Linked DNA regions of Homo sapiens: region 1 is linked to region 2. Evidence: read pairs that join two places in POLR2A ChIA-PET (ENCODE). Cell type or tissue: PC-9. All regions are shown on one strand. Links, peaks and the distances in the headings refer to the core of each region. The heading gives the core; the rest is flanking DNA. Region 1 overlaps PRKCH (protein kinase C eta). Region 2 overlaps HIF1A (hypoxia inducible factor 1 subunit alpha).

Region 1 (15,496 bases), core at 3,617-8,616, 230 kb before region 2:
CAAAAATGGTTTGGGAACACTGCATGTTCTCACTCATAGGTGGGAGTTGAACACATGGACACAGGGTGGGAAACATCACACACTGGGGCCTGGCAGGGGATGGGGGGCTGGGGGAGGGATAGCATTAGGAGAAATACCTAATGTAAATGACGAGTTGATGGGTACAGCAAACCAACATGGCACATATATACCTATGTAACAAACCTGCACGTTGTGCACATGTACCCTAGAACTTAAAGTATAATTTTAAAAAAATTTTTTAATAGTTTGGGAAGAAATTGTGGGCATGTCATTTGCTTGAACAGATTTTGTTCCCCAGCCAGAGGACCAGAGAAGAGTTTGTCATGGCTACAGTGGAGGAATCAAACTCAGAATAGCATGTGAAAGGCACATTCCACACAGAAACTTCGGCCCGTGCATCAGCACTGCAGACAGGGGGAGAGGAAATGAATTCTCAGCCAGTAGATTCCCAGGCATCACCTTGAGGCAGATATGGCATATTCTTGGCCATAGTCTCTACTTCTCTAACTGGGCAAAGTGTCTAATCAACTATAACCCAAAATATCTTCCCACATGGCATAAGTGTCGAATTCATACATAGATCAGAGGGAGAAATGAAATTGTGGTTGTCTTAAAAGTTTACACAGTTTAGGGATCTCCATCATGAAAAATGATCTAAATAAATGAAATGGTATTTTTACTCTTTATCCTACAAGCCCTATACAAACTAAGTCCATAAATATCCTATTTGATGCTTAAACCAAAAGCTTTATAAAGAGAATTTCACTATGTGAAATAATGACTTGAAGAAATCCTATTGTGGATGCTTTTGTTAAGTTGCTAAACCTTTTTTAAAAAGTAGATAATCATCCAAGATATCTTCTTTGTGACTCTTAAGTTTTAGTGTATTTCAAATGTGGATAGTTTTTGACTAGGAGGTTTGTTCAAACGTTCTTCTCGACCACTAGGGGGTGCTCTAAAGGTTAGTGATGTCTAAATGATTGACCAATCAATTAAAACACCGTGCCCAGTTAGCAATCATCTCCACTGAGAGATGCCTGCTTTACCAGGCTAAAAAAATGATCTTTATCATGGCATAGAGACTATAAAAGCTGTGTCCTTTTATTTTCATTAACCTAATTAGAAGTCAAGCTAATTGTAGGACTTCATAGAACTGGCATCGGGAATAGCATGCAACTGTTAAAAAAATCATGGTCTTGATGACTAATTATATCAGGAAATAATATGCAATATAAATGAAAAGAGAAGTGTATGTTTTTTACTTTTTCCTTTCTGTTTTTAAAACATGCTATAAAATGTTAAGTATAATTAGGACACAAAGGAAAAATTAAATCTAGTTAACATTACCTTGAAAACTTCTTATTTGCCCTGAAATCTCCAGTTCTTTGGAAGCTAAAAGCTTGAGACTTCTATATCTGGTTGTCAGGATTAGGGTGATTTTATTTGAATTTTCTTTATTTTCTTCTCAATTTTCTATCTATTTACTTTGTAATTACATTTGAACTATGGATATGTAATTAGTTTTATAAATAGAAAAATCAAAGCTTTATAAAGGAAAATATAGCATCAGCAGACCTGATTGTCCTACTTAACTCTTCCACAAACTGTTTTAACTATGGGCAAGGTACTTCACTTCTTTGCCCTTTGCTTCTGTAAAATGGTTGGGTGAAACGAATCTTGGCAGTTTGTTCCAGCTCTTCTAAAGTTCCATTTTAAATTTTACCAGGAGACAAAAATGGTTCCTATTATGTTCACTCTTGAAGCATTTATTAACCCTCACAATTGGCCAGGCACTGTGCTTGGTGCTATTAAAGATATCTCACTTAGTATCTGGGCTCTGCCTTCAAGGGTTTCCGGTCCCCCATGGAAAAGAAGACCAAGTGCACAGATCCATCCCAGCCCTACACAATGATACTGGAAAGCTGTATGTGGACCAGAAATGCCAAAGGAGGTTCCATCAGGAAGAGGGGACTTGTGCTCTGACTCTGCTGTACCCCTGATCATATGTTACCACTTATTTATGCTTTAAAGAACATCCTGGCCTGGATGTTTCACAGTGTGTTAAACTGCAAGGTAGATTTCCTCTTTGTTTCCCTGGTCTACTGTATATATGCCAGTAAGCCTTGTCAGGTTTCATTATGAGAGATGGCTATAATGCATCCAGATTACTAGGAAAACACTTGGTCTTTGAAAAGAGCTGTGTGTCCCTCTAGGTTTGAAATGCAAAGTCCTAAGGCTTTGTTATATTCAGGACATATTTCACCTTCCCAAAGACTAGTCTCAGCTCAGACAGGATGTATCTTGCCTGTGGGCTTGACACAGGGGTTGCTGGGTGATTGAATTAACCTCTGACATCTTCTGGGCTGTGCAAAATGATAAGTTCAAAAAAAAAATGCAGCCATTAGACTCCTTCTCATTGTTTCTTCCTTGAAGCCTTTGTAATCTTTCTTAATGTGGTTAAATTCAAGTTATTTCCAGTTCAGACATGGTGCAATCAGATTTCCTCATGCGGGTGCTTTTCCACTGTGACCTCTTTGACGTCAGTAACTGTTTCCTGTTTATTTGAACTCCCTGCTCACCCTGTAGATGACTTTGTCTGAGAAAAATAATAAAGCAACGGTACTTAGGAGAAGTTCAACACTGCTATCTGTTACGGAGATTTCCTTCTCCTTTCCCCCAGCCGTCAATAGCACTCTGCAGCTTTTCATACAGCATGAGCTTGTTATTCATGTAGAAATACTCCAAGGCAGTTCTTAGAACTTGGGTAAGTAAGAATAGATGTGGCTCCCAGCTTAACATTGCCTTAAAGCAATAGCTACATTTTTCATAACTTTTACGTGTTATGTCTATCTTTGAATTATTTCCAAAAGGTAATCTGCATCCTCACTATAATTCTGAGTATGGTGGCTATTTCCTACTGCCTTGGTTTCTGGAATGATACATCTTCAAATGCAGTCTTTAAATCATAGAGACAACAGATTTTTTCTTTAAATGGAGACAAATCTTTGCAATCTGGTTCTGAGATTGAATCAACTTTATAGAAAGGAAGAATAACTGCTATAAAAAGTCTCGCTTACAGTAATATGTTTTTAGTACATAAGGAGGGCATTTGTTTTGCAATAATAATTATTATAAAGCCCCTAAAATAGAAAATATGAATTACCAGTCAGTGTTAGAAAACTTATCAGAACTGAAACCTTTGTTAGTATGTTTTGGTTATCAAATCTAGTTTTGTAACCCCTTGCTTAGCAAGCATTTCCCAGAAAGAAAAGTCCTTACCCGGTCAAGGCCATTACCATATAGCATCGGGAAACATCCCTGTGTCCCAACAGCTGGGCTAGGACTCCTTCCACCTCCTTCGACCCTCTATACCCTTGTCCCACACTGAGGGTTGGGGGAGCTGCTGCAGTTGCTGTTTCGGCTGCTGTTTCATTCCTGTCCACTTGTGAGTGTGTGTGTACCTCCGCCAGTCTTGGAGGTCTGTGAAGGAGGCCTCGAGACCCAGTGCATGCAGCTCACTGCCACGTGTGCCACAGCCACAGCCAAGGGGCCTTCCTATGCCTCATGCATCAGGCCCTTTGGAGCCCTGGGAGCAGACGGCCATGGCGGCTGAAGCTGCAGTGGATGCACTCATGATGATGAGGATAATAATAGTTGCTAACATTTCTTGAGCATTTCACTTATGGTATGCCAGACACTATTCAAAGCCCTTAGCTTAAATCATTTAATCCTCACAAACCTGTGAGTTGGGTTGTCTTATTATCCCCATTTTGCAGAAGTGAGTTTTGTGAGAGAGAAGCTAAATACAGCACAGCAGGAGTTGCTCTTGGACCTCAAGCATCCTGGCCCAGAGCCCAGGTGTCGCCACTGCCCTGGGCTTCCTCTTAGTCATACCAGGGACTTGGGCACTGGGCACAAAATCTCCTCTTTATATAATGTAGTGGTACCAATAGCTTCTATTGATTGAGATTCTTTTCTGGGCTTGGCACTGTATGAGGCACTTGGCTTCTGGTTTAATCTTTACATGATCACTGTAGTTATAGATGTTATTATCCCAGATTTATAAATAAATAAGGAAACTTCTTACCCCTTAAAAATGGGTGTGTGTGCCATGCATGGTTGCTCACGCCTGTAATCCCAGCACTTTGGGAGGCCGAGGTAGGATTGCTTGAGCCTAGGAGTTCAAGACCAGCCTGTGCAACACAAAGATACCCAGTCTATACAAAAAATTAGCCAGATGTGGTGGCACAAACCTGTGGTCCCAGCCGCACAGGAGGCTGAGGTTGGAAGGATCACTTAAGCCCAGAAGTTCAGCGCTGCAGTGAGCCATGATCCTGCCACTGCCCTCCAGCCTGGGTGACAGAGCAAGACCCTGTCTCAAAAAGAAAAACAAAAATTGTGTGTATTTTAGCTGAAATTCTCCTGGTAGCAGAAAATTTACTTCAGGTAGTAAGAAAACTTTCTTAAGGCTATGCAAAAAAAAGAACTAAAAATAAAGATTCAGAGGTACAACGGATGTCTCATGCAACCCAAGGGCAGGAGTTGGCCAGCTCTCTCGGCTGATCTGAAACCAGAAAGACATGAGGAACCCTGGCAGTTTTGCTCTTGGCTCACTCACCCTCCCTGATCTCTTGTCTCTGCCTCACTCTATGTTTCTGCTTCATTCTTCTCCTTCACCCACCCACCTGTCCATCCACCCACCCAGTCTTTCTCCACTCTCTTATACCCAGGCATTTCCCACGTTTACACTGCAAAAGCAGTTTCCGTTTCCTAACTCATGTTTCCTCAGTTCCTGCACACAGCCTAGACTAAATTAAAAGCTTTTTACCTCAGTTTCAGTTTTCTGGAAAAGAGACTCTGAGCAGGTGCAGCTTGATCTAACTGGCTGTGCACAGATGCTGAGCGTTTACCCATGCGGCCAGGCTGGAGCATGGGTAAATGCTGAGGAAGGGATCACCATGAGCTGAGCAGATGCCTCCAAAGATGTTTGCCCCAGTGACCTTACAGGATCTTGCCCTGCCTGGTCCATGCTCGCTCTCCAGTCACTTTCCTTAGTTAGTATCATCTTGTCACTGGTACCATCCTGGCATAGCACTTTCATCCACCCGGATGTTATGTCTCTTGTTCATACAAATTGCCCATCAGCTTTAACTCCTATCGAACAGCCCTTAATGAGGGGGCCTTAGGGAATGCACCTTACTTATACTGACAGCCATTATTCGGGGGATATTTTTAGCCCCTTGGGCCTGGGGAAGGAATAGTTCTGAACTGATAGCCAGGGCAGAGAGTGGACCCAGACTGCAGCAGGTCAGTGGCATCAGAGCAAGTGACGACAGGAATTCTATTATCACCAGGCAGCAGCTCCTCTGCCTCCCACACCTGTAACTCACACCAGGTGTGGGACAAAGGGATTTCTGAGTTGCTTTCACTCCCACCGGTGTTCATCACCCCATGTTAATGACTTGTACTTGTGGTTGGCTGAATCAGGGACAAAAGAGAGGAGCAGGGACAAAGGGCTTAGCCACTTGGCTTTAGAAGTGATGTTAAACCGGTCTCCTGGCCTTGAGATTTCCTACCACACAGGTCAGGGCAGACTTCACCTGACAGAAGCCAAAAGCCTCAGGTAAAGCTGTACAGATGTGCAGGCTCAGTTTCTAGGAAAATGGACTTTAGAAAAACCAAAATGGTTCTATGCACAGGTTTAAATACAGAAACAGTCATCTTTGCCATCTCTGTCTAGAGTGGGATTTGGGAAACCCCTCTCTGCCATAGGAGTGACTCACTACAACCATAATCCATCTTCCAGTACTTCCCTAAATGCAGGATTTCCAAAAAATGCTTCACCTAGTTGCTTCACAATTGAATTTGTGAAGCATGATTTGGTGTTTGTTGAGTCATCAGTGATACTAATTCTTAAATAGCACAGACTGAGAGTAGAGCTGTAGGTGAGAGGTTATCTTTTGCCTCCTTTTAGAGCTTCAAATACAGGTCTTTGCTTTGTAAAGGGCATTCACTAAATATGAGAAGTTTTACTCCTTTGGAATTAATTTTGCTGGAGTGATTTGCTTTTGTAGCTGATGTTGTTTTATTCTATGTGGCAAGTTCCAACATTACTGGAGTCTTTTTCAAGCCAAGCACCATAGCTGCACCTGTTTTACCCCAGGCACTGGGCTTATAATTCTAGTAGAGACTGGTAGTGAGTGATCATGTTTATTAATGGCAGCAGAGACCCTGCACTTCTCATTTGTGGGTGACCTGTGAAAGCACCCCTAAGTAGCTTTTTGCTTTTTCTGCATTTCATTTTGAAAACAGCAGTACAGTTACAGCGAAGCCTCACACTCACCCACTCCAGCGCTTGACAACCTGCCTGCCTTCGCAGTCCCTCCCGTCTGCCTGACATCTTACACTTCAACTGCACAGTCTTCCTGACACCTCCCACCTCAGTCCCCACTCCAGCCTGACTTGCATACCCTCATCCTTCTAGGCTGGGGAATTGACTCCTCTCAGAAGCTTCCCCCCAAACCCCACCTGCCAAATTCCACCTCCACCTCCAGGCTGCTCAGATGCCCTGCTCGGTGTCCCCATAACACCTTCTGTACCTCTCCACTGCACTTAACACACTGTGGCGATGTGCTGTGTCTGCATGTCCATGAGCTTACTGAGAGCAGTGTGGAGTCATATTAGTTTTAGGAGACTGGGTCCTTACCCAGGCCCTGGCGTACCACGTGTGTGTTTAGTAAACATTTGTCTTTGTTCAGAACCTTAAAGGAACCAAGAAGATCTCTGCAAGCTGTAGTAGATGTCGTAAAGCCTGCGCACCAGGCTCCAAGTGGAGCTGCTGGGACCTGAACCAGAGCCAGCCGATTTTCACTGTGGATGCCATTCCAACAAGCCTGGTTACCTCAGGCAGCAGAAAGGCCATTATGGGACATGGGTGGTTACTCGTGTCCCTTAATAATGGGCAACAAGGATGCAACAATTTCTTTTTGTAGCTGCTTTCTGACTCCCATTGCCTAAACAAGGGCTCTCTCAAACAGCCTCACAACTGTGTCTTTCCCATGTCTTATCTTCCATCTTTCAGATGAAAATAAGAAAAACATGGAGGAAGCACATGTGACTTTAGTTTGCTTCTAATTGCAAGAGTAATACACACTCATCATAGAAACTTTGAAAGATACTGAAAGGTAGAAAAAAGAAATGTCACCCCGATCCCACAACAAAAAACTGACTTCTGTCACTCTATAGCCATCTTTTTTATCCTTTCTATGCATCTGTCTGCATTTTTGGCTATAACTAAAATCATCCTGCACATTCACGTTTGTGATCTTTTTTTAAATTGAAAATACCTACATGAGAGCACAAGCATTGGCAGCTTCAGCAGCAGCTATCACTTACTGCACACTTGCCCGAAGGGACCTGAGGACATACTTAATACAATTTTACTTCTGATGATGACTCCTCACCCCACCACCCACCACCTGATGATGTGTGGGTCTTCTTTCCTTTTCCTTTTTTTTTTTTTTTTTTTTTTTGAGACAGAGTCCCCCTCTGTCTCCCAGGCTGGAGTGCATGGCGCGATCTTGGCTCACTGCAACCTCTGCATCCCGGGTTCAAGTGATTCTCCTGCCTCAGCCTCCCAAGTAGCTGGAATTAGAGGTGCATGCCACCATGCCCAGCTAATTTTCTTGTACTTTTAGTAGAGACGGGGTTTCACCACGTTGCCCAGGCTGGTTTTGAACTTCTGACCTCGAGTGATCTGCCCGCCTCAGCCTCCCAAAGTGCTGGGATGACAGGCATGAGCCACCACGCCTGGCCTGGATCTTCTTTTCTAAACACTAGAGATTTTTTGTCGTTTATCTCCTTCTCTTCAAAAGTAATCTTGGAGAAATTGCTGCCAAATCTTTGCCTCTCTGCAGCAAACATTTTAAAATGGGGTGAACAGAAGTGCAGGTCAACAGAGGGTTTCCTCACAGCAAAAACATTTTGCTTGTTGATAAACATGTCTTTGTTTTTTATACCTGGTGACGTTATTTGAGGTCTTTGATAGGATGGACCAGTACTCTGCATTAAGTCGTCGTCGTGTCTCAGCTGGCCTGTGTCTCCTGCCTGCTTCAAGAGTTGCTCATAACCTGAGGGCTGTGAATTACACTCTGTGTTCCAGGTGGTGCCAGACAGGAGGTTAGAAATGAGACTCTGAATGAAAAGAAACAGGTACAGCAGAACCCATCTTTCTGGAATTCTAAAGCTTATGGTCCCTCACTGTGTAGCAGAGGTGAATCTGCCAGAGTCTGGCATTATCTGAGAATCTGCCTCCAGGGCTGTAGATGGGGCTGGGCTAAAGCAAGACTAGAGGGCAGGATTTTCTCCCCCCAGATCTGGAATTTAGCCCACAGTCTGGCTTTTAGATTTTAGGCTTTCGATGCCTACTGCCTTAAAACTCTTGCCAAGTGCGCCACTTATAGCAGCCTAAGGAATGGCCACTTCCCCACTGACCCAGTTCCAGTAGCCAGGTGTTCAGAGCAATTGGAATTCATGTGACTGCCAGTCAGATCCACGAGGAAGATGAACAGGCTGGTTAACGAAAACATGTAAGACTGACCTCCTTGCCCAGAGATGATTCAGGGTGGCTTTTTGTCTTAGTCTTCCTCAGGCCATCAGTGGCCATCCCTCCAAATGGACAGATACAGCATTGGCATAAAACCTTACTATGCAGATGCAGCTTTTTGGGATGTTTCCGGTGTGTGTATATCCTCCGCCCAACCTGTTGCTAACCTGCTAATTCTACCTTAATCCTTCCCATTTAGAAAATACAGGACAGCCATTGCTCATCAAAGCTTGTCCCACCCAATTCTGCCTCTCCCCTTGTCAGTCACCCTCAAATGAAGGCCAGGAGCTTAGGCAGATGGCTTGCTGTATTTACATAGTTTGCCTGTTGGCTTACATTGGCCAACCCGAAGAGTTGTTTTGGTGGTGGTGGTTTTTGTTTTGTGAATCTTGCCATTCCTTCTTCACTATTAAATTCTTGCTTCGCTTTTAGCAGAAAGAAGTGTTTAATAAATTCAGGGGATTTTTTTTTCTTCTAATTAAGGCGTTAGTTAAAATAGGGCATAGGAGGTCATAAGCCGTGCTTCCTTCTGATAGGGGTCTGCGTGGTTACACCAGGCTTGCAATGGGAGCTGAGCAGGAGCACGCACCCTGCTCTGCCCATTGTTCAGCTGTGAATGTGTGGAAACACCCTGTGCAAAGCCGGTGGCACTTACAACCACAAATAAAGATAGGTTCAAGGCTGGGTGTGGTAGCTCATGCCTGTAATCCCAGCACTTTGGGAGGTTGAGGTGGGAGTATTGCTTGAGCTCAGGACTCGAGACCAGCCTGGGCAATATAATGAGACCCCATCTCTACTAAAAATCAAAGCCGGGTGTGGTGGCGCACGCCTGTAGTCCCAACTACTCCAGAGGCTGAGGTAGGAGGATTGCTTGAGCCCTGGAGGTCAAGGCTGCAGTGAGCCAAGATCGTGCCACTGCACTTCAGCTTGGGTGACAGAATGAGACCCTGTCTCACCCAAAAATAATGATAGGTTCTGTGTATCTGCATCCGTTGGTAAAATACCACTTTCCTCGCAAAATAATCTGCAATCCCACAAAATGGTATCACGGGGTCCCAAGTCGATGGCACTCATCCTGTGGGCCTTAGCTCATGTTTCCCTTGCTCAGAGACGTCGCCTGACCCCCAGGCAGGTGACCAGATATCACGCTTCCTCTGCTTTTCCTTCACAGGATTTACCAGAATTTGTCAATCTGCTTGTGTCACTTTTTTTTTTTTTTTTTTTTTTGAGTAATGTGTTTCTCACACCAAACTCTGTATGGGGAGAGGCTGTGTCTGCTCTACTCTCTATGGGATCCCGGCTCCGAACTCAGCACCAGCTAATCAGGAATTTCATAAATGTCACAGGAAGGAGTGAGGAAACCCATTTATCTTAGAGGTGCTTGAAGCAAAACGTTTTACACTTAGATAAATCTTGGATCACTTTTTAAATGAGACCTACACGTTTCTTTCATGAAGCAGTCATGATTTCCATAGCACTTTATTCACACTACTTGCATAGTATTTAGTACACTGCATAGTGACTTTTAAGAGTCCACTTTTACCTGCTAGGTTGAGAGTCACTTAAGGGGGAGATGGCATCTCGCTCATTTCTACATTCCGACTCTTGACTCAATCTTTTGAAGGACTGAGTGGTATTTCCAATGTGGATGCTACTGTGAGGCTGTCATTTGGCTTCCTTTTTTTTTTTTTTTTTTTGGAAGAAGGAGTCTTACTCCTGTCGCTCAGGTGGGAGTGCCGTGGCACAATCACAGCTCATTGCAGCCTTTACTTCCCGGGCTCAGGTGATCCTCCTGCCTAATTTTTTTTTTATTTTTTTGTATAGACAACCTCTTGCTATATTGCCCAGGCTGGTCTTGAACCCCTGGGCTCAAGGGATCCACCCACATAGGCCTCCCAAATTGGTAGGATTACAGGCATGAGCCACTGCACCCGGCCTCCACTTCTGTTTGGCTGACTTGTCTAAAGGGGTGTTCTTTTTCTGTGATTGTTCTCTGCCCATTTGTGAGAACTAGAGCACCTGCTAGGTGTCCTTTACTTTGGGTAATTAACCCCACATGTTCCAGATTAAAGGCATTTACCTTTCGATTTACATTCTCTCTCCAGGTACATGACCTTTAAGGTACAGAGCTGGAACTCGAGTCAAAGGTTTCTGATGCCTTCTGTACTTTTGATTTCATGTAGCAATTCAAGGCTGTGTGAAATGAACTACAGGAGATCCAGGTGCTGCTCTGCCCAGGGGATCTAATCCCACCAGACCGGTTGCACTGCACCCTGACCCATGGTCAGGATGTTTCCTGGAATACATCCACTTGACAGTGTCCTCTCTATGCCACAGCCTTAGGCAATATGCTGCTGATGGAGCTCTAGGTTAATTGCTACACCACATTGGGCCCTCTCTTGTGTTTGTATCCAGGATCGTCTGTTTTTTGTGATGGAGTTTGTGAATGGGGGTGACTTGATGTTCCACATTCAGAAGTCTCGTCGTTTTGATGAAGCACGAGCTCGCTTCTATGCTGCAGAAATCATTTCGGCTCTCATGTTCCTCCATGATAAAGGAATCATCTATAGGTGAGTTTTGGTTGCTGCCCTGTCTTCTAATTCACTGCCTCTTCCCTCTCCTGGTATGATCCATCCTTCCACTTCTCATGATAATCAGTTGAAACCTTTTTTGGAATTAAATTCACAGAAGTTTTGTTTTGGTTTTTGTTTTTGAGACAGGGTCTCACTCCATAGCCCGGGCTGGAGTGCAGTGGCGCAATCATGGCTCACTGCAGCCGGTCCATCTGGACCTCCCAAGTAGATAGCTGGGACTACAGGCACGCACCACTACACATGGCTAATTTTTATTTTTTATTTTTTGTAGAGACAGGGGTCTTGCAATGTTGCCCAGGCTTCACAAAGGTTCCAAGGATCCATTAGGATAAATTAATAACAGTAATAAACACTGCCTGCAATCTAAAATTTGCCTCACTTTGTATTCATAAAATAGGCCCGACAGTCTCAGAAGAGACTGTTTATTCATGAATTGGTTCAGCCCCAGTTTGCTAAGGACCTGTCATAGCCAAGACCTGCAGGGTGCTAAACACACTGTTGTTCTCTTTTTTTCATTTTAACATTTGAAGTGAATCCCTTAACCATGATTCTATTCCATTTTAAGAATCTACACCTTAACTAAAGGGTGTGGCTAACCTGCTCTAAGTTACAAGAATTACAGTCATGTGGAGCATGGCTCACCAGTCAGGAGCTAGGTGAGCCACTTGTGAGCAGTGTCCTGCATGATAATATCTTCCGTGTGTAGCCCCCTCCCAAATATTTGATTCTCCATTTTGTGACACACAATCTTTTGATCATAATATACCATACTTTGAATGGACTCCGAATCTGCTTGATGTTGTTAAGTCTCAGAATTCAACAGATATCAAATGTAACTTTAGTCAGAGAGAAGGTTGGAGACAGTGAGAAGTGTAATAGTGAATGTTAGATAATTTTTATTCTCACATTTTCCTGTTTTTTTTTCTGCTGTTAGTGTCCTCACCTAATTGCACATATGCTCTTTTTTCTTTTTTATTGTTTTATTTCTTTTCTTTCTTTCTTTCTTTTTTTTTTTTTAAGACAGTGTCTTGCTATTTTGGCTAGGTCGGTCTTGAACTCCTGGCCTCAAGCAATCCTCCCACCTTGGCCTCCTAAAGTGCTAGGATTACAGGCATGAGTCACCACACCCAGCTCACATAAACTCTTTTTCTCTTGAGATGCAATTGTTGCTTTCCTTAGAGAAAAATTTTCGTATATTAGGGGCATGAATGCCAAAGTAAAGGATTTCCTGATTGAAATTTGCTATTTATTAACCTTGTTAAATGCAGTTCCTATCATAAACTCATGACAGTATTGACATCATTATTAAATTATAAGAGCTTTAAAAACAGTGAATATTCTTAAATACCGTGGGAGTCAAAATAGGAAGAGAACAAGTAGTAACTCTCTTAGAGAGAGTGCAGTAAGACTGGTGGGTGGTGCTGGAGATAAGTGGGAACGCAAGCACTGCATAGCAGGTGTGGCAGGTACCACAGAGACACTTCTCTAATTCATTCTCAGTGCAGATCCCCTAGACCTCAACTCCATACAGTGCATTTATCACAGCCTCACGGCACTGTGCAGGAGGGAAGAGGGTGCAGAACTGGGAACCAGCCTGGATAAGGACAGTGGGAGCCACCTGTTTGAAAGCAGTCTAGGATCTCTGCTCGTTCTTAGGTCACGGGGCTGCAGCAGGTTGATTAGGCAGCTTGTTTTGAGCTTTCTTGACCAGGCTGTGGGGATTAGATCACAGCATTTTTTTCCCACTCTCCACTTTCTTTCCAGTGTATGCTTTGTGGAGGTTGCTGGTATGATCTCTGATGGTGAAGGGAGTTAAGCGTCGTCCTCATGCTATCAGACTCCAGGCAGTAAATTCCATTTTTGTTCTCCTCTCCGCGGCTAATCCAGCCATCTCCACTCCGCTTGCCCCGAAGAGAGACGTTTCCACATGTAGTTTTAAAAACTACATGTAAGTAATGACTCCCCTACTTGACAGGGACTTCTGCTGCAGATCAAAATAATATTAACAACAAGACCTAACTGAACACTTGGACTGGGTGTGGTGACTCACACCTCTAATCCCAGCACCTCGGAAGGCTGAGCGGGGAGGATCGCTTGAGCCTGGAAGTTTGAGGCCAGCCGGGGCAACATAAGGAGACCCCTATCTCTACAAAAAAAAAAAAACATATACATATATGTTAAAAAATTAGCCAGCCGGGCGCGGTGGCTCACGCCTGTAATCCCAGCACTCTGGGAGGCCGAGGCGGGCGGATCACGAGGTCAGGAGATCGAGACCATCCTGGCTAACACCCTGAAACCCTGTCTCTACTAAAAATACAAAAAATTAGCCGGGCAAGGTGGCGGGTGCCTGTAGTCCCAGCTACTCGGGAGGCTGAGGCAGAAGAATAGTGTGAACCGCAGGGGGCGGAGCCTGCAGTGAGCCGAGATCGCGCCACCGCACTCCAGCCTGGGCGACAGCGAGACTCCGTCTCAAAAAAAAAAAAAAGAAAAAAATTCGGCAGGCATGGTGGCATGCACCTGTGGTCCTAGCTACTTGGGAGGCTGAGGTGGGAGAATTGCTTGAGCCCAGGAGATTGAGGCTGCAGTGAGCTGTAACTGTGCCACTGTATTCCAGCCTGGGTGACAGAGCAAGACCCTGAGTGTCAATCAATCAATAAATCAATAAAACGAGCACTTGTTACAGGACCAGCACTTCCCTTGCATTCGTCTATTGATTCTTCTAACAATATTATTGTATAACAATAATAGTGTCCACACTGTTCCGATGAATAATTAGGTCTTCCAAAGACTTCATCACCAGACTGCTAACTGGTAGTGAAGTCAGAATTCAAACCATGGTTCTAACCACTGGGCTACACTGTCTTCTCAGGAGAGACTTGAGGATTTAGAGTACCATTACAGTGTCAGCTTCTTAGTCCTTTTTGGTGATAGGACCACTTCAATTCCTGAAAATAAGGTAGAGTGGGCAAAAGCAATTCAGTCTTATCTCAAGCTTTCTTGAATCCTCAGAGGCTTTGAGTTGGGCCGAGCAGCAAGCTTCCTTTCCTTCATTGGATATTACCGCCCCTCAGTCTACTTGTCTCATTTGTCTCAAAATATGGTGGGTAGACACTGTAACTTGATGTGGTTTCTGATGAAGCAGTGCCAGCCCCCATCTTGACAAATTTTATTTCAATTCATGGTGTCTGTGGTTCAGTTCTGAGAATTGATTTTAATTTACTCTTGGACTTGAATCCCATGTTCAGGCTCTAACTGATATGGTTGACTTTGAAGGGAACACAGTTAATTAGGATAGATTCAAATGCTATTTTTATCCCTTGGATTTATTTCACAGGATAATTTAATTCCATTCAGTATACAGGCTGGGAACAGAGTCTTAAGGATAAGACTTTGAAAGCCAAGTCCTTGGAATTCACACACAGTAAAGGGCACATTTGGGTCACAGAGGGTGTGGTTTTGATACAAGAGCCCAGTGAGAAACTTGGGAGTATCAGGCAGCCTCTTTTATCATACATGTCCCAGAACGCCCTTTATCAGAGCTAAAATAATCCCCCAGAAGATGCCTCTGACCTATCCAAACAGAGCTGTTGTTTGTCTGTTTGGATTCTTTGAGGGAGGGGAGGGAGAGAGGTGTTTATTTTCCAGCAGGTTACAAAGATGATACCATATGCAAGTCACTGTTAAAGAAAGCTTCAGAAGGTAGTACCTTAGGCTCCTCTGACACAAATTTCTTCTTTAGCTGCCTGTGCCTGTGCAAGAGGACATGGGCCAGTTACGTTTGCACGCATTCCGTCTTGTGTTCTGACCCTGATTCTCAGATGTATTCACTTGTATTTTGTGGAGGAACAGAAGCCCAGTTCCTAGGAGACTCAGCAAGGGAAGGGCCTGCCTCTCTGCCTTTGGTTGGAGGGTCTGGAACCTGCCATGGCCCAGAAACCAAGAAGAGTAGGCTGGGAAGGAGGCAGTCATCAAGTCAGTTCTCCCAAGGGGAAAAAAAGAAGACTATTCATTCTTTTGTCCTGGGCTTCTTGGCCGATTGGAAGGCCAGACAGTGCTCATGAATAATTTACTCATGGTGTTGACTTTTTTCCGGAGTCAAGCCCTACAGAAAAGTAAGGGAAACAAAGGGGCATGCATCCCATTGACCAGACATCTTTCAGCATGTTTCATCAACTGTATTAAAGGGAAACTCAGCTGTCATTGACATTTCAACCCCAAACTCCTGAAGCCAGCCAGCACACATTTGATTGGCTGTTTTTGACAAAGTGTGGAATAC
Region 2 (15,496 bases), core at 6,102-11,101:
TGTGCCACTAACTTCCAGAACTTTTTCATCTTGCAAAGCTGAAATCTTACCCATTAAACAACTCCCAATTTCCCCCTCTCCTCAGCCTCTGGCAACCACCATTTTACTTTCTGTTTCTGCAAATTTAACTACTCTAGATGCCTCATATAAATAGAATTATAGGGTTTTAATATTTTTGTGATGGGCTTATTTCACTTTGTGTAATGTCCTCAAGGTTCATCCATGTTGTAGCATGTGTCAGAATTTCCTTCCTTTTTGAGTCTGAGCAATATTCCATTATATGTTCCATATTTTGTTTCTCCATTCATCCAGCAACGGACACTTGGGTTGCTTCCACATCTTGGTTATTGTGCTGCTCTGAACATGAGTCTGCAAATCTCTCTTTGAAGCTTTCACTTTTTTTGGATACATATCCAGAAGAGGGATGCTGGATCATATGGTAACCCTTTTTAATTTTCAAGGAACCACCATATTGTTTTCTATAGCAGTTGCACCAGTTTACATTCCCACCAACAGTGCACAAGGGTTCCTATTTCTCCACATCCTTCTAAACACTTGTTTTCTTTCTTTCCTTCCTTCTCTTCTCTTTCTTTCTTAGCCATCTAATGTGGCAAAGTGGTAGCCATCTAATATGTTGAAGTGATTGTTTTTAAGGGCTTGTTTGTGGATAATTAACCAGCTGAAAGCTAACTACAGTTTGCCAGTGGAAGCTTTAACTGAAAGGAGAGTAAGTACCTCTAAAAGGAGAATTCAATTTTTCTAGTGACTTAGATTTGTTATGCCAGTACTTTTTCACAGAAACACTTTTTGGGTAAAATAGTGTACACCTGTTCTATTGTTGATAAAGCCCAATTTAATTAGGAAATTTGTTCTCTAAGATTTAAAACAATAATTGAAATAATGTATTTTTATTAAAAACTGTTCCCAAGATGTTAGCTTTTAGCTGTTCTGGTGATCTCAACTGTTATTTATGAGTGTTTCTTTATTTTAAAATTTCACCTTAACCGGTTACAGTTTTAACCATAAAGATTATTTCAACATATGATTTTGAAAATTTATTATCTTGTAAATGGGAAAATGTAGTGATGGAACATAGTTTACTGTATGTAGTTCTTCACTTGTTTGAAAAGTCACAATATATTTAGGCAAATTAATTTAAAAGTGTCTAGTATTTAATATTGCAATTTTCACTCATTAAGGACAGGTCCCCCGTGTTTCCCCCTTTTTTTTTTCCAAGTAGTTTGGGAGGATTTGTTTTTCCAGCTGAAAAATACTATGGTTAAAAATAAGGTTTAAAGGCGAAAGTTGAAGTCTTTGAGGGTTGGGATACGTTTCTGTTCTTAAGAGTCTTGTAAATTCAGATGCTAAGCAAATTTCTTTAAAATGATTTCTACCCTCCCCCTTTCCATTATAAAACTGGATATGTTTCAGTGGACCAAATCCCAAGTAGGCTGAATTTGAAATTTGTGGGCTGGGCGCGGTGGCTCATGCTTGTAATCCCAGTACTTTGGGATGCCGAGGTGGGTGGATCACCTGAGGTCAGGAGTTCGAGACCAGCCTGGCCAACATGGTGAAACCCCATCTCTACTAAAAATACCAAAATTAGCCAGGCGTGGTGGCGGGTGCCTGTAATCCCAGCTACTTAGGAGGCTGAGGCAGGAGAATTGCTTGAACCTGGGAGGCGGAGGTTGCGGTGAGCCAAGATCGCCCCATTGCACTCCAGCCTGGGTGACAGAGCAAGACTGTGTTTCAAAAAAATTAAAAAAGAAATCTGTGGTGTGAATACTGGTACGTGGTGTACACAGTGAGCTCTTAATAAGTATTTGAATTAACAAATGAGACAATGATTGAATAATTGGATGAACAAAGAGAATGCAGGTTTTTAAAAGGTTTCTTTAGAAATATTGTCGGCCCGGCACGGTGGCTCCTGCCTGTAATCCCACCATTTTGGGAGGCCGGGGCAGGTGAATCACCTGAGGTCAGGAGTTCAAGACAAGCCTGACCAACTTGGAGAAACCCCGTCTCTACTAAAAATACAAAAAAAAAAAAAAAAAAATAGCAGGATGTGGTGGCACATGCCTGTAATCCCAGCTACTCGGAGGCTGAGGCAGGAGAATCGCTTGAACCTGGGAAGCAGAGGTTGCAGTGAGCCAAGATCGCGCCACTGCACTCCAGCCTGATGACAGTGTGAGATGCTGTCTCCAAAAAAAAAAAAAAAAAATTAAAAAGAATGTTTTAATTCTTTAGTTCCCTGTCTGAGATTCACTGATTGGTAAGAAGAAAGTTAAAGAATCTCCTTTGACTTTTTTTGATATAGATATTTAAATTCTATTACTTTATAGTAAGGTTGGGGTTTATTTTCTTTGCTTTATAATAGAAGAGCATTGATTATTCTCTTTGCTTTATAATAGAATACCATTTAAATAGGAGTTCCCTGAGTGTGTTTACAATCATTTGATCTGGCTAAACTATTTTAATGTTAATGAAATTTTAAAATTTTGGAGGAAAAAATTTAAAAACTACACAGGTGCACAAAGAAATAAAAATCACCTGCTTTTTCACTATGTAGAGACCATTGTCTACTATTTCTCAATTCTGTGTTACATCTGTATGTTAATAACTGTAGGATTAGGGACTGAGTACTGTTTTTAACCTGCTTTTAAAAAATTTACATCTACATTTTTTCCCATCTAAATAGTGAGGAAGAGTATCAGAATTTTGTAGGCTTGTGGTGATGGTTAAATTAGATAATATTAATGTTGGGTACTTAACATAATATATGGCTCTTAATACTCTCCAGATTTCAGATATAGTCTGTTTTACCATTACTGCCTTTTTATCAAACCTATTCTCAAAAAAGTGAGAAAAGTGCTGAGATTACAGGCGTGAGCCACCATGCCCGGCCTCATGGTTCTTTCTTAATAATAAATTAGAAGAAGTAGAATTACAGGGTCAAAAAGTATCCATTTTAAAGCTTTCAATGTAATTGCCTGTTTATCTTCTAGAAAGTTTGACCTAGTTGTATTTTAGAGTGTCATTTTCTTGAACTTTATCATCATTAAAGTTTTAAATTTGGAACACTGGCAATTTGATAAGTATATTAGGATTCTTCTTATTGCAAGTAGCAAAATACAACTCAATCTAGTTTAAGAGGGGAAAATGTAGTCATTGGCTAACACAATCTAATTTTGGTTTAAGAGACAAATCTAGAGTCTCAAATGATCTCAGAGTGTAATAATCCCTGACTTTTGTCTTGATATTACTTGGCTTGTATACCTTTGCTCTATTTGCATGCTGGCCTTACTCTGCCACTGACAGGCTGTCTGTATGGTGTGGAAGAGGACGGCTAGCATCCCCATACCTGCATCCATACAGTTTGTAATATAAAAAAAAAAAAAGTAAAAAAAACTCCCTCTCTCTTCTAGTGTCTATATATCAGTTTCCTAGAAGAAAACGTTTTGCCCTACTTGGCCATGTGAATGGAGTTCCCTGATTACATGAGTCAAATATGTCTTATTGTAGCATATTTGATGGTCTTCTTGTAGAATATTATCTTACTATACACAGAACTCTTGACCAGTAATTAATGGGCCATGAGTTTTTGTTGCAAGTCATTTGAATTCATATTCTATAGTTTTCTACCAAGTGTAGTCATTCTGCAAGCTGTTCTTGTCATGACTTTTGGGAAGTTGAGTATTTCTTCTATGGGTTAGGGTTTTCATCTCAAGAAAAAGATGATCCTTTTCTCTACTAAATATGTGTTAAGATCACACATTTTTCTAGATCGTTTAGCTCTACTGTGTGATCTTACACAAATTGCTTTATTGGGATGATAAGAATAATTGCCTTATAGGATTGTTATGAGAATGAAATGATACATCAACTCATATGAAACACTCAGAACAGCTCTTGGCACAAAGTAAGGGCTTAATTAAGTAGAAACTATCCATATATTCATAATATTATAGTATTGGTTAAGTTGTTTTCAACATTGTTTAGAATCGCTCAAGCCTTCTTTGTGATAATCTGACGAAGGCTATTCACCACCAGTGAGTAAATAATAGTGGCAGAATAGTTACTGATGCTTTTCCTTTACTTGGTTTTTTTTCCATAAACATCTGGCCTTTGCAGACTAAATACTGGTTTATGTATAGACATGTTATTCTAAAATAATTTTCCATAGTGGTAATACTAAAGGAAGAAAAATGTTCTCAAAGCTATTTATTTGGGATGTTAAAGGAGGGGGAAATTAAGAAAGCCTACATTTCCATGTCCTTTGTGTCCAGAATCTCATTAAATGTCTTTTAACTTGTTAGCAGAGGAAAGTTGGATATTGCCTGCCTTTGTAGCTAACATAGTTAAAATATTTAAATGGTTATAGTGTCAAACCAGTAGTCAAAGCCTTCACTGTGAATGGATGAAGGGATATTTTCTTGAATAATTTAAGTTGACTTATTTCAGTGGTTCAAAAAATTTCTTCAACGCTTAACCATGACTCAGGCACCTAACTATTATACTATGTCCTGTAACAGATTGTTGTGCATTCATTTATTCAACAGGTATTTGTGCAGCTAATTTATTGAGTACAGCATTGAATCGTTGATGGCTTAGGCCACAGTTGAACATTCCATTTTTTATGTTCATTCATTCATTCATAGCATATTCCATTTTTAAATTTTCAGTTCATTGCACTTTAAAGTTTGAGGTTCTTGCGAAGTACAGACTTTTGGGTTTAAGTTTTGTTATTTAATGTCAACCACCACAGGCGCATTGGCCAGTCTGCTTTTAGAATTTTCAGACATACATACACAAAACATTCTCACAAGACAATCTACTTATTTTCTTTTTTATTCCTGTGTTTCTTAACACAGGATTAATGTTCAGATCTCTTTTGGAGCAAAATAATCCTCTGAATTTTTGAGATGTACCCAGTGACCTCAGTCTGAGTATGTATACTGCATTAAAAAATGTAACCTTGTTCCTTTTAGTGGTCATTTGGTAACAGTTTGATCATAAACAAATGCAGCCTCAAACACAGAAGGCTTGAGGCAAGTATACAGAACTATGGAGAGATCATTTAGATGATGTAGAATATGCCTTTTCTTTTTTTACAATGCCACCAAAATGAAAACACGGTTTTAAAAATTCTCATAGAGTGTAACTTCAACACTGCTTTAACTCTATTAAACAAAGCACTGCCATGTTGTAATTCCTATTTATTACTCTCTGGAGTTGTATAAATTACCAAATCCGCCTTTTGTTTGATATCCTTTTCAAATATCTGAGGGTAGCTATCATGTTTCTTCCTTCTATTCTTAAAAAATAGTCCCAAATTTCTTGAATCTTTTAATTTAAAAATTATATATTGAGCATCTGATTTGTGGAAAGGCATAGGCCATATTAAAAATGGGGCTTCATATTAAAATGGGGAAAAGGGTGGAGATTCTCAGGTGGAATCTGAGATCTGCCACACACTAATAGTGTTACCTAACCCTTTTTAAAGACAAAGAAACAGGATCAGAAGGTCACTTTGGAAAATTTATTTGGTAATATTGGATAGGATGGATTAGTATAGTTGGAAAACAGAGACTCTTGCTTTAGGAGAGCTGCTCCTTTGTCATTTCCAGAATCTTAATCATGGTCAAGGTTTAGAGCTAAATATTTAATAGAAGAAGTCTTTAGGGTATGCTTTCTATTGTACACCCTTATTTCAATACATGTGTTTTTTCCTGTTATGTAAGTACTTTATTATTATTTATGCATCTTCTATTAAAGTTAAGCAAATAATTATTTCAAGGACACATTCTTCTACATACACACAAAGTTTAGGGTCACTGACCTTCTTAGGTTCTAGTCTTAGATCTGTTACCATCTAAGAGCATATAAATAAGGGAAACAGAAAGAAAAGGATTTACAAGCTGAGAAGGAAGCAATGCAGAGAAAGAAGAGTGATAGAGTAGGTAATTTGGGGAAAGTCAGTGATACACAGCTCTTAACCATGAACAGTGATTCTTCACTCTTGAATGTTTGTGACATTCATGAAGGTATTAAAAGCTGACTTTTAAAAAATTGTTTCAGAGAACTGGAAAAAAATTCAGTTGCCACATTCTTCCTTAGGTCATCTTTGAACTCTACTCATGCACTTACGTGTTTAAGGCAAAGTTTTACTAAACGCACACTTGTTCTTGCTGGCTTATTGACTTTTACTGCTAGCTTCTTATTCTTAGCAATTATACCTCACATTACATAGTATTGTGAAACTCACTATATTCAGTGTTTTGCCTGACAAACATGGTATGTTATAGGATGTGTATTCAGTTATAGCTAAAAATAAATTATTCTCGTTTTTCAAAATTTGCTGGCCTACCTGTTAAGCTTTTGCTTTAAGACCTGCTAATGTTTCTCAAACTTCTGTGGTTAAATCACCTGAGTGTCTAGTTGCTCTATGGATTCCCAGGGACCCATTCGCCAGAGATTCTGATTTGGTAATTTTGGGATGGAACTCAGGGATCTGTAAATTTTACAAGCACTCAGAAATGAAACATAGACTTTAAACAGCTAAGAGTGCTCATCAGGATTATGTTGATATTATTTTTTAAACAGATGTGCCAAGCCTTTAATTTGAATTTCCAGGGTTGGGATTTGGCCTTCTATATTTGGGGGAAAAAAGTTCTATTGATGATTGTGGATATATACCACAGGTCAACCATTGAATAGTCTAGTCAGTGTAGTTAGTGTATTTTATAATTACTAAGTTCTAAGTATGTGGTGTATTAATGTCTTAGGAGGTGGATATATTTCCTGTATTTGTAAAGCATTTGGGTAGGTTTTTTAAAGAGAAAAGTATGTAACAAACTAGTTTTGAGCGTTGCTCTTTTACTTCTTTGGGCATTTTTGAAGAACACGTTAAGTATCTTCTTAGAGCAGAGGGGCTCAGAGTGGTCCCCAGATTATCATCATTGGTAACACCTAGTTGGTGCATTACTAACTTGTTAGAAATGCACATTCTCAGGCGCCATTCAGACTTCATAAATCAGAAACTCTGGAAGTAAGGCTCAGCATTCTGTGTTTTTTTTTTCTTTATTATACTTTAAGTTTTAGGGTACATGTGCACAACGTGCAGGTTAGTTACATATGTATACATGTGCCATGTTGGTGTGCTGCACCCAGTAACTCGTCATTTAACATTAGGTATATCTCCTAATGCTATCCCTCCCCGCTCCCCCCACCCCACAACAGGCCCCGGCGTGTGATGTTCCCCTTCCTGTGTCCATGTGTTCTCATTGTTCAGTTCCTACCTATGAGTGAGAACACGCGGTGTTTGGTTTTTTGTCCTTGCGATAGTTTGCTGAGAATGATGGTTTCCGGCTTCATCCATGTCCCTACAAAGGACATGAACTCATCCTTTTTTATGGCTGAATAGTATTCCATGGTGTATATGTGCCACATTTTCTTAATCCAGTCTATCATTATTGGACATTTGGGTTGGTTCCAAGTCTTTGCTATTGTGAATAGTGCCACAATAAACATACGTGTGCATGTGTCTTTATAGCAGCATGATTTATAATCCTTTGGGTATATACCCAGTAATGGGATGGCTGGGTCAAATGGTATTTCTAGTTCTAGATCCCTGAGGAATCGCCACACTGACTTCCACAATGGTTGAACTAGTTTACAGTCCCACTAACAGTGTAAAAGTGTTCCTGTTTCTCCACATCCTCTCCAGCACCTGTTGTTTCCTGACTTTTTAATGATCGCCATTCTAACTGGTGTGAGATGGTATCTCATTGTGGTTTTGATTTGCATTTCTCTGATGGCCAGTGATGATGAGCATTTTTTCATGTGTCTTTTGGCAGCATAAATGTCGTCTTTTGAGAAGTGTCTGTTCATATCGTTTGCCCACTTTTTGATGGGGTTGTTTTTTTCTTGTAAATTTGTTTGAGTTCATTGTAGATTCTGGATACTAGCCCTTTGTCAGATGAGTAGATTGCAAAAATTTTCTCCCATTCTGTAGGTTGCCTGTTCACTCTGATGGTAGTTTCTTTTGCTGTGCAGAAGCTCTTTAGTTTAATTAGATCCTATTTGTCAATTTTGGCTTCTGTTGCCATGGCTTTTGGTGTTTTAAACATGAAGTCCTTGCCCATGCCTATGTCCTGAATGGTATTGCCTAGGTTTTATTCTACGGTTTTTATGGTTTTAGGTCTAACATTTAAGTCTTTAATCCATCTTGAATTAATTTTAGCATAAGGTGTAAGGAAGGGATCCAGTTTCAGCTTTCTGCATATGGCTAGCCAGTTTTCCCAGCACCATTTATTAAATAGGGAATCCTTTCCCCATTTCTTGTTTTTGTCAGGTTTGTCAAAGATCAGATGGTTGTAGATAAGCGGCATTATTTCTGAGGGCTCTGTTCTGTTCCATTGGTCTATATCTCTGTTTTGGTACCAGTACCATGCTGTTTTGGTTACTGCATCCTTGTAGTATAGTTTGAAGTCAGGTAGTGTGATGCCTCCAGCTTTGTTCTTTTGGCTTAGGATTGACTTGGCAAGCATTCTGTGTTTTGAGAATTCTTCCAGGGGACTGTGATGAAAACTGACGTTTGAGAACCTTCATCTTAGAGTAAAAACTTTACATACACATTTTTGTTGTTTTATTTATCTAGCACAATACTTCTTTTTTTTGAAATGGAGTTTTGCTCTTGTTGCCCAGGCTGGAGTGCAATGGTGTAATCTCAGCTCACCACAACCTCCATCTCCCAGGTTCAGTTGATTCTCCTGCCTCAGCCTCCCGAGTAGCTGGGGTTACAGGCACGTGGCAACATGCCTAGCTAATTTTGTATTTTTAGTAGAGACGGGGTTTCTCCATGTTGGTCAGGCTGGTCTCGAACTCCCGACCTCAGGTGATCCGCCCACCTCAGCCTCCCAAAGTGCTGGGATTACAGGCGTGAGCCACTGCACCTGGCACAATACCTTATATATAATCAGGGCTCAAAGATTTGTTGAGAGGCTCAACACCAATTCTGGACCAGGAAAGATTTTATTTATATCACTAGTCAGGAATAATCTAAAAACAAAAAGCACATTCTTCTTACAAGTAATATTTCAATACACATTAATGTAAACACATGGAAAAGTATTAGCTACTTAATAAATTAACATGTAAATGAAAAATTTACACATTATGGCTATTTCAGATGTGATATAGATTTCATTTTCAGAAGGAACCCTCCAATGTAAAACAGTGATTCTTTTCCCCGTTTATTTTACTGCATTAGAAAATCACATTTAAAGTAAGCATTTTGGTGAGGTTTGGAAGGTGAATAAATCCATCTTTTCTTTAATTATGGATATTTAAGAGAGATGTTGTTGTGCCGTTTAGATAATAATGATCTAAACCAAGAAATTTAGTTGCTTTCAAAAATAAAATAAGTGTATGCATTCTGAACATTTTTCTTTAGAAACAAACCATTTCATCTGTTTTTTTGAATTTCAAATTAATTATACAGAATTTTCAAAATTTGAAAATTAGGTTAGCATGAGAAACTGAAGATACTGAATTATATTGCCTGTTCAGTCTATACTTTTCTTTAGGATATACAGTAGGAAAGAAATATGATAGTTCAAGTTAGATTACTACTTCTTTCAGAGTTTTTTGACAAATGCAGGTACAGTGATAGTGTCAGTTCATGGTGAATTTTTGTTAAAATAAATTACAAAAAATTTGTGATCCTGGTATCTTGAAACTAGTTAATATTTGTAAACTTTGCTAACACTGTATATCACTGTATTCTGGTTTTATCTGTGCATCTATGAGTTATATGTGTGTATAGCTACATATGTTTATATTTATACACATACATTACACACAGGAGTGGAATCATACTCAATTTTTTTTGTATAGCCTGCTCTGTTCATATAATACTATATTGTAGCATCTAGTATAAGCAAAGATTAATTTTTGTAGACTTTGCTTTTATCCTGAAATTTTGTGGTAGCTGGTTTAATGGAAAGACAATTTCTGTGACGTGTTTTGTCAGTTAGGGATTGACCCTGGTAAAATATTGCTGGATAACAACAAGCAATGTAAAAATACATTTGTTCCATAAGATAACCTCCGTGAAGGTAGAGACTTGGTCTGTTTTGTTTATTGCACCGTGTCCTGTTCTGGGAAGAGTGTTAGACTCATAGAAGATGATCAAGAAATATTTTTTGAATACATCAATAACATTCTCTAACATGTGGGTATCCTAAAGGTTTATTTTTAAAGTTTATTGATTAGAATTCAGAAGATATTTTCCCAGATAAAATAATAGATTGCTAGCTGTCTTGAAAATGTAATTTATATTTAATTTGAAATGTCAGGTTTTTGCTATTTTTTCCATTAAGTAGAGATAGGGTTTTTAAAAATTACATGTGATGTTTTAAGTATTCTGGTTTTGCAACAATTACTAGATAGAAAATGTAACAACAGATCCTATTAATAATACTTCCAATAATACATATAAAATACTTGTCTAAAAGTAACCCTCCTTAAAAAAACAAAGCTGGCCAGGCGCGGTGGCTCACGCCTGTAATCCCAGCACTTTGGGAGGCTGAGGCAGGCGGATCAAGAGGTCAGGAGTTCAAGACCAGCCTGGCCAACATAGTGAAACCCCATCTCTAGTAAAAATACAAAAAATTAGCCGGGTGTGGTGGCAGGCGCCTGTAACCCCAGCTACTCAGGAAAATCGCTTGAACCTGGGAGGCGGAGGTTGCAGTGAGCGGAGATCGCACCACTGTACTTCAGCCTTGGGCAACAGTGCGAGACTCTGTCTCAAAAAAAAAAAAAAAAAAAGGCAATAGGATTAGGTATCAACTTAATGAAAACTTCGTGACAGCACTTTCTTGAAAAAGACTGTGGAAACCAAAGTTAGTAAACTCCTGTTTCTGCCTGGGTTCGGAAAACATAAAGATGATAAAGATGTTTAAGTATTCCTTTTTTTTTTTTTTTTTTTTTTTGAGACAGTGTCTTGCTCTGTCTGGAGTGCAGTGGCACAATCACAGCTCACTGCAGCCTTGAACTCCTGGGCTCAAATAATCCTCCTGCCTCAGCCTCCTGAGTATCTGGAACTACAGGAGTGCACCATTACACTCGGCTAGTAATTTGATTGGTTAAGAACATTAACTATAACTCACACATTTTCCTGACCACATTTGCTTAGGACAAAACAGTAAAAGACATGAGTGTAGATGAAAGCGATAAGGGAACTAATCTTAAACACTGAACCTCTTTTCAGCAAATTGGCTTTCTAGTTTCTCAGCTCTCTCTTTACACCTCTAAATCTCTTTCCTGGCAAGATCATTTATTTGCCTTGGTTTATGGTGATACTCTTCATTGTTATACTGGTGGGTGATTGTTTTAATTGATAGCTGTTTTTTTCTACTTCAGGAAGATGACACTGCTGGCTCTGCTGGCTCTGATGTTTACCTTGTGGCTAATGCCTGTGTTTGCCTGTGTTCACATTTATTCCACGATTCATTTGTTAACATTTACTAAGCTGCTTTTCTGTGCCAGGAACTTGGCTAGATAAATAAATGGTTGTTTTTGTACACAGAATTAGCTGTCATAATCAGTTACTGTAGCATTTATTCTTGCAAAAATATATATTTATACTTCAACTAGTGATCGAATCTCAACTTATTAATTCATACATTCAGCCAGCACATAATTGAATACTTCTTATGTGTCAGAAACTGTTCTAGGTGCTTGGGATGTTCATTGAACAAAATAGACAAAAGTCTCCGCCTCTATGGAACTTACTTTCCAGTGAAGGTGTGGATTGGTGGGATAGAAAATAAAATAATCAAGTAAGATATGTACTTAGGCTTTCATAAAAATACAGCAGGGCAAGAGGACCAAGATGGAGGCAGTGATCAGGGAATCTCAATGAGGGTGAGACTGCGACAAAGACTTGAAAAAGGTGGAGAAGCAAGCCTTGTGGGTATTTAGGGTAGCAGTAGTCCAGGCAAGGGGAACAACTAGTGCAAAGGCTCTAGGAGGCAATGTGTTTGAAGTGTTTTAAGAACAGTAAGGAGGCTAGTATGGTTAGAACAGAATGAGCAAAGGGGGCAAAGTGGTAGAAGGTGAGATCAAAGAGGTAATGAGGCCATTGTGGAGGCCCATATGGACTATTGGAAGGGCTTTGGCTTTTACTCTAAATGAGGCAAAAACCATTTTAAGCAGAGAGGAGTGATATGACTTGATTTCTTGTTAAAAGGATTATTCTAGTTGCTGTTACAGAAAAAGATTACAGGGGTGCAAAGAAACAGGGAGACAAAAGAATATAAGATTTTCACTGTAACTTATATCTAGTATGCTTGCTTATACTTGAAAATGCATATCCAGATAATTGTAGTAAATTCAAATATTATGTTTATTTAATAGTACTAACATTGATATGCTGGTTAATTATGATTAGGAGCACTAATAAAGCACAAATCAGGGATTCCCAAAAAGAATGTTGAAAGGGCAGTCAGCTTTTCCTGTGCCAGAAATCAAAGTCATAGCAGATTTGGGGCAAATATGTCAAAGTCAAACTTACGCACATCACTACTGAGAAGACAAAGATGAATGTGTGACAGTTTCCTGCCCCCAAGAATCTTTAAGCATTGTGAAGGAAGATTAATATAGCCAAATAACTAGAGTGATCAGTTCTACCAGAGAGGACCAGTTTTGGAAGCCAGAGGAAAAAAAAAAAAAACAGAAACAAAATGATGTTTGAATTAAATCTTTAAAAGTTTCTCTTATAAATTTACCAAGCCACATATTGGGAATGGTACCCCAGGCAGAAGGAGTAGAGTAAGCAAGCCAGAAAGGAAATACTATGGTGCTTTTGAGTAACTGCAGTGTGGCTGAAGAATGTGGAAAATGATGAGGATAAAGAGGTGGACAGGGAACTAGGTAAGGGAGGGCTTCCTTTTAAATAATTAGACCTTGTCCTGTGTACATTTAATGGGATTTTAATCAGGCCATAATGCCAAATTTCTTTACTTCGGAAGGATCTTTATGGTGATGGTTTCAGAAAGAAATTAAAGCAGAGTAACAGTGGTTAGCAATAATGATCAGCTAGTGGTTCCCAAACTTACGTATCATATGCATCTTGGAAGTTTTTAAAAACTCAGATTTTGGGATCCTGACTTAGATCTACTGAATCAGAATTTACAGATTCAAATTCCCAGTGAGGCCTAGGAATTTGAAATGTTGAATGTCCTTCACGATGCAGCTAGACAAGCATTTGGGAATAAAGCATTAGGTGACTATTTCAGTAGACTAAGGAGTGGGAGGCCATTTAAGCTCAAAGGCTATTCTACTTCTCACTATATTTCTAGTACCTAGCACAGTGCATGGTACTTGATAGATGCATCCTTTCTCCCATACCTCGCCCTACACATCTCTTCATGTGTATCCTTATTAATATCCTCTATTATAAACTGGTAAACATGTTTCCCTGAGTTCTGTGAGCTGCTCCAGCAAAGATGGGTTTGTGAGAATCCCAACTTTTGAAGCCTGTCAGTCAGAAGTTCCTGAGGCCAGACTTGCAACTCCTGTTGAGGGGGCAGTCTTGGGGACTGAGCCCTCAACCTGACACTGTCTCCAGGTAGATAGTGTTAGAATTGAATTGAAGGACACCCAGTTGGTGTCCGCTGCAGAACTGATTGCTCACCTGGTGGTGGAGAGAACCCCTCCTCTCCCGATAGGGTTGCAGAAGTTGTCTTCTGTGTTGTTGATTGCTGTGGTGTGGGAGCAGAGGGGGGAAAAAAGCTGTTGGAGAGTTTTTTCCAAAACAATAGGAGATTATTTAGATTTATAAAAATAGAATCAAAGTAGATTAACTGAGCACATTGTGAAATATAGAGTAGAGCTGTGTGTAAGGAGTATATCTTAATGTCAAGCTGACACCAAATTGAATGTTTGCTGGAACGTTCAAAAATCTAAGCTTCCCAAATCTGTGAAAACACTCAGGTTAGTAAACAGTCTTATGCAAACAGCAAGACAATGCTCAAAGCCATTTAAGGAAAAAGAACAGTAACTGAATTCTCTTATGGAAATGTGAGATGTTGTTTTAGTAAGTACTGATGGTGTTATACTTTTTGTTTATTCGTTTGCTGGTATTTCAGTTCCTAAAATTCCTTCAAATATGCTGCAAAATACAAACCAAGAACTTGGTGGATTTTCCATTTGTTTTCCTGTGGGAAATGATGGAATTAAAAACCTTGAGGATTAGACCTTGAGAGTTACCTTCCAGTGTTTATGCCACCATTATACAAAATTCTGGAGGACAAAACCCTTCCCACTTAAAAACCAGTTAGTTTCAGAAAATCACCTCATGTTAGGAGACTGCATCATTATAGTATGTGTGTTAGCTTTAGGTATAGATCTAAAATATTTTTAATATTTTAAAAACTTAAGCCTTTCTTCATTAATTTGGCCTAATACAAGTTAGAATAACTTTAAAAATGAGTACAAACAACAAGGAAGGGCCAGGCGCAGTGGCTCAACGCCTGTAATCCGAACACTTTGGGAGGCCAAGGTGGGCAGATCACCTGAGGTCAGGAGTTCCAGACCAGCCTGGCCAACATAATGAAACCCCATCTCTACTAAGAATACAAAAATTAGCTGGGCGTGGTGGCACACGCCTGTAATCCCAGCTACTCGGGAGGCTGAGGCAGGAGAATTGCTTGAACCCAGGAGGCAGAGGTTGCAGTGAGCCGAGATCGCGCCATTGCACTCCAGTCTGGGCAACAAGGGTGAAATGCCGTCTCAGGAAAAAAAAAAACAGTTTCTGTGACTGCTAGACAAATGTTGAGCAAGTAAAACACCAACAATGTTGAACTTAGATATTGAAATAGCTGCTCTGTACAAATAAAGTCTACTGGGAGTATAGACTGAATTACCATCTTTTGACTCTTTCGCCATAATGATTGGCATTACCGGAAGGGATTACCTTGCTTTGAAGAGCTGCTGGACAGTAGAGCAGAGAGCATCTATTACCATTGTAGGTGCCTTTCAGTTAGGATTTTGGATTTATAAGCAAACTCCAAGAAAGAGCCTGGTTCTGAGTTTCTCTGAATAGCTTAGGTCAAGTCCTAAATTCTGAAGCCAACTCCTATAATTCCTTCTTTATGTCTTTGGCATGTGAAGTAGGCAAATTTCGAACTTTATAATAATAGCCTAGACTTACAAATACTTGCCTTGGTAATCAGGATGAGTTTTTGAGAGACAACATAGTCTAGTGTTAATCGCGTGGACACCAGACTGCTTGAGTGAAATACAGGTTCTACCATTTATTAACGGAGTAATGTTGGGTAAGCTATTTAGCCAGGGTCCTTATCTGTAACATGGTGATAATAATAAAGATTAAATAATAGGTGAAAAATGTTTAGAATACCACTGTGTTATTAGTAAGCACCATGCATAGGTGTTTGGATTTAAAAATACTGGCAAAGGCCAGGTTGGGTGG

What was found. ChIA-PET counts read pairs that join two places held together with the same protein. Peaks named below come from ENCODE experiments on the same cell type or tissue, not always from the same donor. Only the 100,000 strongest peaks of a DNase experiment are listed, where the experiment ranks them.
Region 1: POLR2A ChIA-PET joins it to region 2 with 10 read pairs; 23 of 35 experiments call an interaction of 5 or more read pairs at or near these places.

Annotation. Positions count from the first base shown.
Region 1 is chr14:61,474,461-61,489,956 of GRCh38, forward strand. It overlaps PRKCH (protein kinase C eta), which reads left to right. Exons shown (of 14, transcript NM_006255.5): 10 at 11,042-11,196. Among named protein-coding and RNA genes, the nearest start is that of PRKCH-AS2, 63 kb to the right of the region's middle. RefSeq lists enhancers at 2,268-2,367, 2,478-2,557, 3,191-3,250, 4,328-4,497, 5,095-5,264 and a cis regulatory region at 4,413. In PC-9, for the core only: no CTCF peak of the experiment used is centred there; DNase peaks (open chromatin) are centred at 3,891, 5,491 and 5,901; H3K27ac peaks cover 3,759 bases.
Region 2 is chr14:61,700,237-61,715,732 of GRCh38, forward strand. All of the region lies in intron 1 of HIF1A (hypoxia inducible factor 1 subunit alpha), which reads left to right. It overlaps HIF1A-AS3 (HIF1A antisense RNA 3), which reads right to left. Exons shown (of 3, transcript NR_144368.1): 3 at 15,322-15,496. Among named protein-coding and RNA genes, the nearest start is that of HIF1A-AS1, 12 kb to the left of the region's middle. In PC-9, for the core only: no CTCF peak of the experiment used is centred there; no DNase peak of the experiment used is centred there; H3K27ac peaks cover 1,500 bases.